2 separate regions of the Mus musculus genome follow, and region 2 is linked to region 1. Evidence: chromatin contacts called from ENCODE Hi-C or POLR2A ChIA-PET data. All regions are on one chromosome and are shown on one strand. Each heading gives the region's core, a stretch centred on a gene start or an enhancer-like site at or near the end of the contact. The rest is flanking DNA. Distances are from core to core; before and after follow the strand shown.

Region 1 (6,660 bases), core at 2,940-5,439:
TATGAAAACAACAATAAAGACAACCTACTTTTACTTCACACAACGCATAAAGTTAACTCAAATTGTGAAAGACCTAAAGATAAACTTGAACATATAAACCTGCCAGAAAATAATGTAGGAATTGTCTTTGCCAACTTGTGCCTGGCAAAAACCACAAATCACAAAGATAAATGAGCATGAGCTGCACTTGCTCCAAATAAAATATTTTCTGTTTTAAAAAGGAAAAAGAAGAAGCCACAGTGTTGGTGAAAAATTTCTCTATCAAAGTCCTGTATCAAAGAACTGACTGACTGACTGACTGAGAGGACCCAACAAGGTCACAGCTTACTAGACACTCATAAGAGTGTGTTGAGTAATGATCTTTAATTTCATTAATTATCTGAGACATGAAAAGATGCCATTTCAACCATTAGAAGAGGCAAGAGGAGAAATCCTGACACTAAGAAATGTTACCAGTTTGTCTGACTGTTCCACTGCTCTAAAGAGACGCCAAGACCAAGGCTACTGTTATGTAAAAAAGAAAGCATTTATTTGGGAGTATGCTTATTGCTTCAGAGAGTTAGTCCACCATCACTTCATCAGGGAGCATGGTGGCATGTAGACAGAAAGGCGTGGCATTGGAGCATTAGCTGAGAGCTTTACATCTTGATCCATAGGCAGCAGGCAGAGAAATGAGACCCCACGTAACCTCAGGCTTTTCCACCCTCTGCCCCAGTTCCTGAAATAAGAGACTTAATTATTTGAGAATAAATTCCCAGATCATAGTCTTGGGTTTGTTCTCTGACTAGCTCCTAACTTAGTTAACCCATTTATTTTATTCTGAGTGACACATGGCTGGTTATCTCTTCCCAGTTTCATGCATCTGTCTCCTTGTCTGTCTCCTCAGACTTCGGGCAAGTCTTTCTTCCCAAAACTGACTGTATATCAGAGTTCTCTCTCTACTGGAACTCCCTCCTCCCACTTCCTGCCTCAGCTCATTGGCCAATCAGCTTTTCAATGATAGGTGATGCTTCCATACAGTACACAAGAGATTCTCTCTACAACCCTGGGCTGGTGTGAGCCTTTGAAACTTCAAAGCCCACCCCCTTACTCACACACCCTCAGGCCATGGCTTCTAATCCTTCCCAGTTTGTCAACTAAGGACTAAGAATGTAAATACAGGAGCCCATGGACGCCATTCTTATTCAAACCACCCCACAGCTGAAAATTAACTAGAACCTTCACACTTTCGACAGGCATATAAAATTATAAGGCCATCTTGGAAAACAGTGTAGAACTTTCTTAAACAGTGAAGCAAATACTACTGTAAATTATTTATTCTCTGTCTAATCATTCATTCTACTCCAATATACACATGAGGAAAATAAAGAGATATGGCCATATTAATACTTTATGTGGGGGCTGGGGGATGGCTCAGTAGGCACAGACTCCTGCCATCAAGTCTCAGACTCACGAGGGGGGAGGGGAAAACAGTCTCCCAAAAGCTCTTCTCCGACCTTCACAGCAGTGCAGTGGCATGAGAGTCCATCTCTCCCCACCTGATCATGCACAGAACAGATACATAGAAATGTTACAAATAAAGAACCTTCTATAGCTTTGTAAGTGAGTCTCTTATAATTGTTCTTATAATAATACATCCCTTATAATAATTCATAATAAGCCCAAATTGGAAACCTAAACACACTTCCAACAGTGAATGGACAAACACACTGCAGTGTATCCATCCCAGGACTGTAGTGGTCAACAGTAGAATGAATGGCGTAGAACATCTCTCGTCCAAAGGAATAAGATGCCAGTATACAAGACAATAGGGACAAAGCTGATAATCATGAGACTGAGTGAAAGAAACCAGATGCAAGATATAGATTCCATTGATCGAGAGTGCAAAGTACCCCTTACAGATAAGGAGCAGATCAGCCTTTGCCTGGGGCTGAGGGCAGACAGGGCAATTGACTAAAGGAAAGGAGGATGGGGGAGGGGGTGAAGGCAGGTGGGAGTGGGGGTGGGGTCCTGAAAATGTTCTGTGCTGTTTTCTATTACGGTGATAACTTCTTGAAAAAAATATACACACACACACACACACACAACTGTTAAGACTGATTGAGTTGTATATTTTAACTGGATACAGTTCAGGGTACATAAATTATTTATCCATAAATTTTATGATAAAAAAATTAGAAAGGCCTTGTTCACTACTTTTCCTGGCTGCAGTCTCTTCTTATTCAGCAGAGGTTTTGACCCTGACTCTGCATCTGCCTGCTGAAACTATGCGTATGAAAGCACAGCCAAAGAATAATTTATACTGCTCAAGAGTCCCTTAAAGATGGGAAAGGAGCCTTTTCTTCTCTGCATTATAGACTGCTAGATCTCCTTCCCCCACCCTGTGTTTTTAAATATTCTTTAAGCCTTAAGCCCCCTAGCTTTCCTATTTCCCTGTGCTAATTGTCCTTATAGCATGACTCACCCAAAATGGAAGGTATTACCTGCTGAGTTTTGCTCCAGGGAAGCAGCAAGAGGAGCAGATGGGTAATGCGGATCCCCTGGCTCTGCCCAGGTCTACTCTTTCCTTTTATTATTTTATGTGCATGGGCTTTCTGCCTACATCTGTGCATCGTGTGCAGAGGTCAGAAAAGGGCACAGGATTCTCTTGAAGTGGAGCCACAGACAGTTGTGAGCCATCCCAGGGGTGCTGGGAATCAAACAGGCTCTCTGGAAGAGCAGTTAGTGCTCCTAACTACGGAGCCATCTCTCCAGGTCCTAATTTTTAAATCTTAAGAAAATTAACTATTATAGAACTCACAGTATAATAAACAAGTTCAAATTAGTTCCTTGGCTTAAGATTTTACTCTATTTCAGAACCTAGAAATTAGGATGTAAAATTTGCCAGAAGGGAGCTGTTTATAAGTGAGACCTAAACATTAGTTTTGTGGTTTGAAGGGGTTATTCAGCTCTGCCTCTGCTCTGAGTACAGAGGTGAGCACGTGTAGGAGCGAGACTTCCCAGCAGCAGAGCTTAGTTCTCTCAGAGGCCAAGAAGCCAGGACCTGTGGTGTGCCCAGCAAGCTCTGTGGAAGGGAAAATTCAGAGCCTATCGTGGCTTGGGTGCTCACTTGTGGGAAATAAAACATTAACAAGCCTCAGAATTGCTCAGAGGCTGCTGTGTTTTATGCGATCTGCGCAGATGACTTGTATGGTGGGCAAAGCTGCCACTTGCGCGTTAAGTCAATAGAAAAAAAAAAGCACTTTGTATGTGTTTTTTTAAATATATACACGCTAATTAACAATAGATGCTTCAAATACAGCAGAGATCTGCTTGAAGTTTTTAAACATACACTTTTTCTAATCGTACTGTTAAACAACGAAACACAATGTCAATGTCTGCTTAAGGGAAATAGAGTGTAGAAAGAAGAGCTGGGGGCCAGGCATAGGCACGCTCTGGAAATAAATAATTGATATTTGGTATCAAATATTTACATCAGATGTATTTCCTGACCTCTCTGGATAGAATGTTTAAACTCAGTCTTGTAGCTCAACAGTGACCTAATGGGTGCCATTTTAAATTAGACACTTAGGTAGGAAGAAAATGGAGGTTCCAGGGCTGCGGCCTAGCTAATGCCTGGCAGTAGAGGACCCCCAAGGTAAGATATTTATTTAATGATTAGCGGTGCGCCCATCAAAACCAACCACACATCTCTGAAGGAAACAGTTGGGCTGGGAAGGGGACTGGGGGTTGCCGATCCATTCTTAGGCGTTTGACTAAGCCGGGCTTGGGGGGCGTTCGAAGGGTCGGTAAATCGGCGCTCGACTCAGCCCCCCTCCCCCCGGCAGGTGGCTGTGGCCTGGGCGGGACGCGCGCGCCTCGCGTGGGCGCGTGGGGGGCTCGGTGAGCGAGCAGTGGCGGGGCCGGGGAGAGGAGGGAGGTAGGGTGGGTGGGTAGGGAAGCGCGTGCGGGGAGGGAGGAGGTGGGGAAGGAGGCGCGTGACGGGGAGGGAAGTGCGAGGGATGGGGAGGGGATGCGTGGGGTATGGACCACCGGGCCGGGCAGCCGGGCGCCCTCAGCGGGCGAGCGAGCGAGCGAGCGGGCGTCTCCCACACATTCCCGTCAGGGAGCGCGGCCTGAGGCCTGAGGCGCACCGTGCGGTGCGGGGGTCGGAGGTGCGGCGGGGAAGGCGCGCATGCGCGTCGCCTCAGCCTCCCGCCCGGAGCGCGCCGGGCCGGTCTGTTCTCTAGTCCGCTGTCCTCCCCTCGCGCTCAGTTGTGGTGCGTGGTCGCTGGGCCTGGGTCTCTGCACCGGCGGATGATTTCTGACGGGTTGGTTGTTATGCGTGGACGTCTGCGCTTCTGACATAAGTACTAGTTTGTTTGAGACAGGTCCCCACTCTGTAGCCTAGGCTATCCCTGCCTAGCTTCATCTTCCACCTCCCAACTGTTGGGGTTGCTGTTGGGAGCCACTCGCCTTTAAGTATGTTTTCAGTTGCAAAAATTATAAGGAAACCGCTGTCCAGTACTTTTATACAACAAGTAAAAGATCATAGAGAATAAGATACTAAGGTTGTCAGAAATACAGAAAGGTGTGTGTTACTTCTACAAGCCACAAGCCATACAAAACAGGTCGCAGTGTGGACTCTAAAAATACTTGGGGCGATATCACTTACAGAATTTTGCACTATATTTCTGTATTACACGGTGAGACCTGTTTTGTGTGTGTGTGTGTGTGTGTGTGTGTGTGTGTGTGTGTGTGTGTGTATGTAGCCCAAGCTGACCTTGGCTGAGACTGGCCTTAAATTGATCCTCCTGCCTCCACCTTTCCAGGGCTGAACTATAAGCTTGTACCACTATGCGAGGCTCTGAAATAAGAACTTTGAGACAAATTTAGAATATCTAAACTTAAAACTTTAATTAAAAAGTTATCACCTTACATCAAAATGTAACGTTTATTTTAGGGATGGTTTTTTAAAAGTATTTATTTACATCATGAAAATTCCAAATTCACCATCTTTTAGAGTCCAGCTAGAAAAATAAAAAATTCAAACTTAACTGAGGGAAATCAGTTGACTAAAATTGCTTTATTTAGAATTATTTTATAAATTGATTGCTAGTGCACTCATTCCAAAATGAATTTTTATGGGTTATCTTCTCTATGCCAGGAACTGTTCCAGGTTATTGAAGCACATTAAGAAGAAGAAACAAACATCCCTTTTTTGCTTTCTAGGGAGAAAGATAAACTAAACACACAGTAACAATTACAGGTGAGTGTTTTTTAAAAAGCTAAGAATACAAGATGGAGAGATGCACAATTTTGGATAAAGAGTTTTCCCCCCATTGGAGTACATCAGAATTAAAATATATATGTGATGTTTTTATTCTGAACTAAAGTTATACCGACTATTATACTAAAACCAGAAAAATGTTCTTGCTACTGTGTGCATGGGAGGTCTTTTTGTACAGGGTAACATTTAAAATTAGTTTTAATTTGTTTCACTTTCTTTTAGAATGAAAAATTAGATCAGACATGTTAGTATTAAAATCATTTACATTCTGAGGTAGCAGAGCTCTAGAAACATGGTTTGATGCCTTTTACTTTATTAACCTTTTGTTGATTAAAATATAGTTCTGAATCTAGACAGGAAACATTTTACAACTTCTTGGACAACACGTACAATGTTGATTACTGTTTCCTTGTTTTAAAAAATTATTTATTTATTTATTTTATGTATATGAGTACACTGTAGCTGTCTTCAGACACACCAGAAGAGGGCATCGGATCCCATTACAGATGGTTGTGAGCCACTATGTGGTTGATGGGAATTGAACTCAGGTCCTCTGGAAGAGCAGTCAGTGCTCTAAACCTCTGAGCCATTTCTACAGCTCCCCCTCCCACATAACTGTTTTCAAATTCTGAAATTGTTTGCATAAATAGATGTAAAGATCTGCTAGTGTATTTCTGATTGATTCCCTTTTACTTTCTGCCCTACTTTTTATGGCTTCTGTTTATCAGTAGTCAAATTGTTTTACACATTTATAAACTATATTTACTTGTTTTAGTTTTTGCTGTTTCTTTTTGTTGGTGACTGGATGGTTAAGAAAGTGAGAACAACAGTACCAACTAACCAGACTCCCTCAGAGCCCCAGGGACTAAGCCACCAACCAAAGAGCATGCATGGGCTGGTCTGTGGCCCTGCTCCATATGTATCAGAGACTATCTTGTCAGGTATCAGTGGGAGGGGAGGCACCGGTCCTGTGGAGGCTTGATTCCCTAGAGAAGGAGTGGGATTGGGTGGCTGGGTGGGAGAGCTCACTCACAGAGGCTGAGAGGAGGAGGGATGGAGTGGGGTGCTCATGGAGGGGAGACTGGGAAATTAAGAAGGAAAGACATTGAGAAGAGAAAGATAAATAAATATGGGGTGGTAGACCAAATAACTAAAACAGTGAAAACCCACAATATTCTGGTTTATAAGAAGCACTCTGAAGTGGATGCAGGATTTAGCCTCTCTCCTGTGCGTTTATCAAGAGGTACTCTCGTTGTAGCCTTCCTACCCAGATCACTCCTGCATGTGTTTTTTGTCTTTATTAGAGAAGTCTCTAATACTGGTGACATATTCTAACTTGGTAATGGGCTTGTTGCCATGAGATGGTGCTCTTGTAATTGTTAAACTTTTAG
Region 2 (6,660 bases), core at 1,486-3,985, 38 kb before region 1:
TTCTTCAATAAACATGAGTCAACAATACTACTAAACAAAGGGCTTTGCTATTCACCTGCTACACCAAGTATTTACTTTATATTATTTATTTATATCAAGCCCCTATTGTGTGCTGAATCCTCTTTGGTTCTACATATACAAAGATAGACAAAATGTTCCAAAACCCCCACCAAAACTAACAACAGCAGCAAAACTTCAATAAGGAGTTAGATAAAGCCTAATTACACAATGGCTTCACGATCTGATATACTGTATGTCCAGGCCTCATCAGTGTTAGTCTTTACTGAAGTTATGTTTCTAACACAGCGAGTCACATTAGGGGCTGGAGAGATGGCTCAGCTGCTAAGAGCACTGACTGCTCTTCCAGAGGTCCCAAGTTCAGTTCCCAGAAACCACATGGTGGCTAACAAACATCTTGTAATGGCATCGATGCCCTCTTCTGGTGTGTCTGAAGACAGCAACAGTGTACTCATATACATAAAATAAATAGATATATTTTTTAAAAATCACATTAAAGAATCCCATGGATAAGAGTTCAGCATGCTTTAAAAAATTATTATGGGAACCATTTGCAATGTCCTATGCTGCATACCATAAAAGTTACAAAACCTTTCAAATAAAGTTCACCCTATTAGTCCACCAGATTTTCAAGATATTAAAAAAGGAGAATTCCCCTGAAAATAATTCTAGAACTAGATCAAATTCATGCATGTGTGACCCCTTTAATTAATAAACAATGTGCACCAGAAGTCAAACTGAATATGGAAAACTGAATGTCTGCACTGTATGTGTACTTGCTAATTAAAAAGAAAAGCCATACTGAAAAACAGGCTATTGTTTTTTAAAAATTAAAAAGGAAAACTAGGTAACAGCAGTGTTTCGAGATGAATCTAACGGCATAGGAGGACACCAACCAGGACAAGCAGCAGCAGCATATACAGCGCAAACAAGCCGGAGAGTGGGAGGACTGCACCCAGGGGGAGCACGGGGAAGGGAGAAGGGGACTCCCAAGTTTTTAAGTTCTGAAGTAACTGTGTTGTTCATCACCAGGAAGAGGACCATTGTTCTAACAACAACGGACAGTTTGGTTTTAGCCAGAATTCAAAAATATGTGATGTTATGCTTTTTTAAATGGGGTTAAAGCTTTTGGGGGGGGGTATATAAATTGTGTATCATAAATTAAAAGTCAAAATTAGTATCTTTTTGGATAAGTCTAAATTTTCTTAGGACAAAGATGGCTAGCTTTTAGGAAAGAATACAGTCAACTGGAATTTTGTTTACAAACATGTATGTTAAGTGAACACTACCACATGGGCACTGTGCACAGTGTTTCTTGGGGTGGGGCTGAGGCAGGGTTGAACTCCTGATCTCCACCTCCCCTTGGGTTTACAGACGTTTACCTCTATGTCCTGCTGAAAGTACACAATATGGGACTTTTCAGCCACCTTCTAAAACTAGAGTCTGCGGCTGAGCTACATTCCACTTTACGAAGAAAAAAGTATCCGTTACAAACATTCCACTTGTTTCTGCCTGTGAATTTTGTTTATGAATCCTTAATCCCTTCCCCACCAATTCCTAAAACCAAACTTTACACAGTAAGGCTACAGTGGGTGTGGAAGAAAAAAGTCAGGTGTCAACAAACATGCTTTCCTAAAAAGCCACTAATATTTGGACCCAACCGACGTCCTCTAAAATGAAAACTGGATTCCACACCTCTTAAAACGCGATCCAATCCTAAATCTAGACTTCATGATATTATGTTGACATGTGAAATTTAAACATACAACTCAGTTTACTAGTCAGGTGTGTGTGTGGTTTTTCTGTTTATTTCTGGGAGTGTAATTTAATTACATTTCTTTTTTCCCCTTTCCTCGAATTAGAAGATGCAGACTGGCTGCCCGTGCGACTTCAGAACCGTGTGACCGTGGCATTGAGCACATACCTGAAAGTTTAACACTCTGCTCATATTTTTTTAAAGAGTCATCAGCCGGACACCTGTCACTGCCACGAAGGGAAGAAAACGCCATTGGCTCCTCCATCTGAGTCCCCAAAGAGGCTTCCACTACGCACGACTGGGATGCAAAGAGCGGGCTACGGGGTCATGTGCACAGGCGAGAGCAGCAGCTGTGAAAATCACAACACGGTGAGAAGGGCGAAGTAGCTCACCCAAGCAGGCACGCACCAAACCACCTGCCCTTCAGGAGGTAGCACTAAAACCCGCACCATATGTCCAAATCCCAGCCGGAGCGGCGTCGCTGCCACTGGCCTGCGGCGAGCACTCCCGCGGGGGACAGGTGGAGCGGGCTGCAGCCGGCTAGGGATCCCCGGGAGGCTGCGGGGAAGGACTGCGGTTTGCCCGGGAGGAAGTCGCTCGCCAGGGCGTGACACTCCACTCGACTGGAGCCGACCGAGGGCAGCAGGGTGCCAACAGAAGGATAAATGAATGAATGGGCCGCCCTGGGCGAGTGCGTAGGGCGGACTGTCCGCCAGTGCCAACGGGAAGCTCAGTGCGCAGGCGCACCTCTTCCCGCCGCGGGATGCCCGCAGGGCGACACGACCTAAGTCACGATCAAGAACTCGTCCCCGGTCCCTCACCGTCCACGGCAGGGGGGAAAACTGTCAGAAACTCACGGTTCACAGAAGTTAGGACGTCCGCGGTCGCTTCCCTCAGGAGCGTCCCACTGAGCCGGGCCGCCAGGCGCGCATGCGCGATTCTTCCCGCGCTGCTTTGAATTGCTCATGCGCATTCCGAAGCCCTCGGCGCCTGCGCAAGAGGCGTGGTTTTTCAAGGCGGGGCGGTCGGAAAGGAAGAGTGCAGCAGAGAGGGCTCGGTGGTCCTTTGCTGAGTTAGCGAGCCCCAGGACTAAAAAGGCGCCCGGGATTCCTCGTCCCGTCGCCCGGTCCTTAGCGTTCTCTCTCGGCCTCACACTGTGGTCTCAACACGCTGGACACTTCTCGGGTAAAAGGCACTTGGTTGAGTCCGGTTTTACTTTTCTCAACGAAAAACAAAAAGTTTAACCACTGGTTCTTGAGGATCTTATAGTAGAGACCAGCTGCAATGTATGTTGATCATTTATTTAGTTGTGATATAAACCAGTTTTTAGGGACTGAGCGAATAACGGTGGTGAATAAGGCAGTCAAAAAGCTATCCCAATTTCGCGTCTTTTAGTAACCCACTAAGTCTATATTGCGTGGGTGTGGAGTGATCCACTGGATTATGCATCGGACTCTTAACACCGGTTGCATCTCCAAAAAGAATGATCCCTCCTGGCCTGGCAACTACGCTCTGCCAGGGCCTCAGTAAGGGACTGGGCCAGGAAATTCCCTACCCCATCAATGCTGGAATTTTGGCCCCTCTTGTTCAGGTAACCCCACTATCGAGAGTCATGCCATAGCCAGAACTTGACAACCCCAGCTCTGACATTCTTAGACGACAGTCCACCTCCACTAGAGCAGCCTAGCCCAGACCAGAGAGAGTGTCCAGCTATAGGCATGTTTATTCAATCAATAATTTTTACTAGCTCCTGGAATATCATAACTGTGATTTTCATGCTACAATCTGTTTACATGGTATACAGGTGTGTGTATGTGTGTAAATACATACATAGTAAAAGAATTTCTAAGGAGTTAGTATTATTACCATTCATTAGATTAGTTAACACAGTGAAAGACCACAAATATTTTTTTTACTTTAGCATTAATAGTGAAGAATTATAAGTAGTGTTTTCTGATAGTTCTTTTTTTTACAAGAAAGCCCCAATTTACCTTTTGCCCATGAAAAATACATTTACCTCATAATCTTCCACAAGGCACAGATGGAGAAAATATGACAAAACTCTATGCTGATTTTATTAGTCAGGGTTCTTTAAGGAACAGAATTGACAGAATGAGTATGCAGATGTGTGAATGTATGTATTTATGTGAATGTGTATATATGTGTATGTGCTATTTATCAGAGTGGCATGCATGCTGTGGTCCAGGTTGTCCAACAATGGAAAGGCAAAGAATCTGGTATCTTTGCTGGATGTCTCAGTAGTTCCAATCTGCTGCTGGTGTCCCAGGGAATTCCTAGAGAGCTTCTGACCTTCAGTTTGCTTCCAAAGGAGTGGTTCCAACACCAATGACAGCTCAGCATCAGGGTAAATGGACTTGCCAGTGAGAGCAAGGGGAGCAGGCAAAGAGCAAAGCTTCCTTCTCTTACTTCCGACTGTGTGGGCTGCCAGCAGCAGTGGTGGTCTAGATTCACGGTGGACCTTCTCATCTCAGATGATCGGGATTTACAGTGGATCTCCCACCTCAAACAAACAAACCTAGAAAAGTCCCTCATAGGAAGACCCACATGCTTGAGTTTCAGTTCATTCCAGATGCAGCTAAGCTGAGAACCAAGATTAGCCACCATACCCTTGTCCTTGTTAAAAGCATGGCTGCAGGGCTGAAGACATGGTTTAGCGTTTAAGAGCACTGGCTGCTCTTTCAAAGGACTAAGGTTTACATCCCAGTACCCACATGGCAGTTCACAACTGTCTGTAACTCCAGTTCCAGGTGACCTGACAGACCTCTATGGAGGCAGAACATCGATGTAAATACATTTTTAAAGTTTCTTTGTTTTAAAGCATGACTGGACAGTCAGTGAGTCTGATGATAAGAAGGAAGGGAAGAAACTAGGAATGATGGTTATGTTGTAATTTCAGCACTTGGGAAGATGAGACAGGAGGATCATCACAAGTTTGAAGGCAATCTCGGCTACATTAGAGAGACCTTAGTTCAAAAGCTAAAAAAAATAAAAGTGTAAAGGTAAGGGAGAGCTGTCATAGGTGTGAGGCAGTGGTGGAGCTCTTCACGCTCCTCAACTTCAAGGCCCCGAGTTCACTCCCTAGTACCACCACTATGAACACACACACACTCACATACATTCACATACACTGCACACACTCAACACATAGACAGTTTATCCCCAGATATCATTCAATGCTAGAAATACCTCTCTGACTCTTCCTCCAAAGCAAGAACTTTGTTTTCAGAGATATAGGGAGCCAGTGGGGAATCAAGGTCTTCTCAAAGAGCTTGAGTTATATACTTTGTCTGTGAGTGTATGCACACATGTGTGTAGGAGGGTGCATGTGTATCTGTGTGCATGTGGGTAGAAGCAAGAGGATATCCTCAGGTTTCATCATTTCTCAGGTGCTGTCTATCTTTTGTTTTGTTGAGACAGGGTCTTTCTTTGACTTCGAACTCTCCAACTAGGCTAGGCAGGCTGGCCAGCTTTCTATAAGTTCCACCCACTTCTGCCTTCCTGTTATTGGGATCACAAGATCACACACAAACCCCACTTTAAAAATATGGTTTTTTGGCCTCCAATTCAGGTTCTCACTCTTCTAGGTCAAGGGCTTTACCAGTGCATCGAACTCTCCAGCCCAAGCTATACACTTCAAGAATATAGAGCTCCCATCTCTCATGGTCATTGCATAGGTAAGGAAGTAATGTGGGGACCAACTATCAAAAGAGAAAACAGAGACCCGCAAACGAGAATCGTTAGTGCCTTCTTAGAAACAACATAAAAGAGAGCATCTCAAATATCAGCCTTAAAATTAGAACAGAAGCCAATATACATTCTGGTATTTGATCCTAGAAAGAGACAAAGATCTTCTAAACACTCTTCTATCTGACAGAAATCATGTCTCCCAGATGGTGTTAGGCTTCAGTAATCAGAATTTCTGGCCCTGTGAATCACATCTGGAACTTGTCAAAGCAAGTTAACTTTACAAGACAGCTCCTTGTGGCAGCACCTCTGGCCAGGGTGCTCCTTCTGTCGAATTCCCACTGTCCTTTCCCCTTGAATAGTCACCGTGATTATAAAAATGAGGGGAACATTCCCTTAAACCTCAGGTTGTGCTTGGGGGAAAAGTGGGGGAAGATAACAAGGTTGCCATGATAATCACTAACAATCAGCATTCCAAATGTTCTTCTCTCTTAAGCAAACCTTGAGTGAGCAGTTACGGAAATGAATGTGGCTATCTTGTTATATTTGCTCTTCTACAGTAAGAGATTAGGAAATTCTTTTAACAAACGTAGCAAAAGGACTATTCAGTTGCAAGGCCTGCAAATCTGTTGTTAAATTCTACAAGAATCCAGAGTCCAAGACTGTTTGACTAGACCCTTCAGTCCCAGCATGGCTGCAGTCAGTAACTCATCAGAATGTTACCTCTGCCTGTTACGAATCAAGAAGTATGCCTTAGTTCACAGCTCTTTCTACTGTAGTGTTCTAGCAAGCCCCATTGGCGGATACTGAAACATAGGGAGACAATTTGTGACAAGTCAGGCCCAGGAGGGTGCACCCCATGTGTTCCAAGAAAACACCTGGCAATGTGAGAAGGGAACAGGATGTAACCAGGCTCCAGCTCTGTGGTTCATGTTTATTCAATAGTGTCAAAGCCCTCAAGGTCATATGGATCCTAACATGGACACACCCAAGGTAAAGGGGTAGGAGATCCTAGGTGGATTCTTTTTAGCCCAAGGCCAGTAGTCTTTTAACAGCAAGTGCTAGTAATAATAGAGCCAGGAAATAGGATGCTGTAGACTTGTGGCATCCAGGGAGGTGAACTTAGTCTTTGTGTAGTATAATCATCCCTTAGTGTCTCACTCTATATCTGGCTCTTAGGA

Evidence for each region. A loop is a pair of places that touch in the nucleus more often than their neighbours do. ChIA-PET counts read pairs that join two places held with the same protein, here RNA polymerase II (POLR2A).
Region 2: a loop to region 1 is called in a map of Patski, with 2.8 times the contacts of the local background. The contact joins the promoter of Cdc7 here to the promoter of Hfm1 in region 1. A Hi-C loop is called at or near these places in 2 of 37 maps with a recorded cell type or tissue (Patski and v-Abl transformed pro-B cells). POLR2A ChIA-PET finds 5 or more read pairs at or near these places in 3 of 5 experiments (Patski and embryonic stem cell).

Annotation. Positions count from the first base shown.
Region 1 is chr5:106,923,419-106,930,078 of GRCm38, reverse strand. Hfm1 (HFM1, ATP-dependent DNA helicase homolog) reads left to right here and starts at 4,189. Exons shown (of 40, transcript NM_177873.3): 1 at 4,189-4,310; 2 at 5,147-5,248.
Region 2 is chr5:106,960,397-106,967,056 of GRCm38, reverse strand. Cdc7 (cell division cycle 7 (S. cerevisiae)) reads right to left here and starts at 2,735. Exons shown (of 12, transcript NM_009863.3): 1 at 2,632-2,735; 2 at 1,943-2,124. The coding sequence starts at 2,039.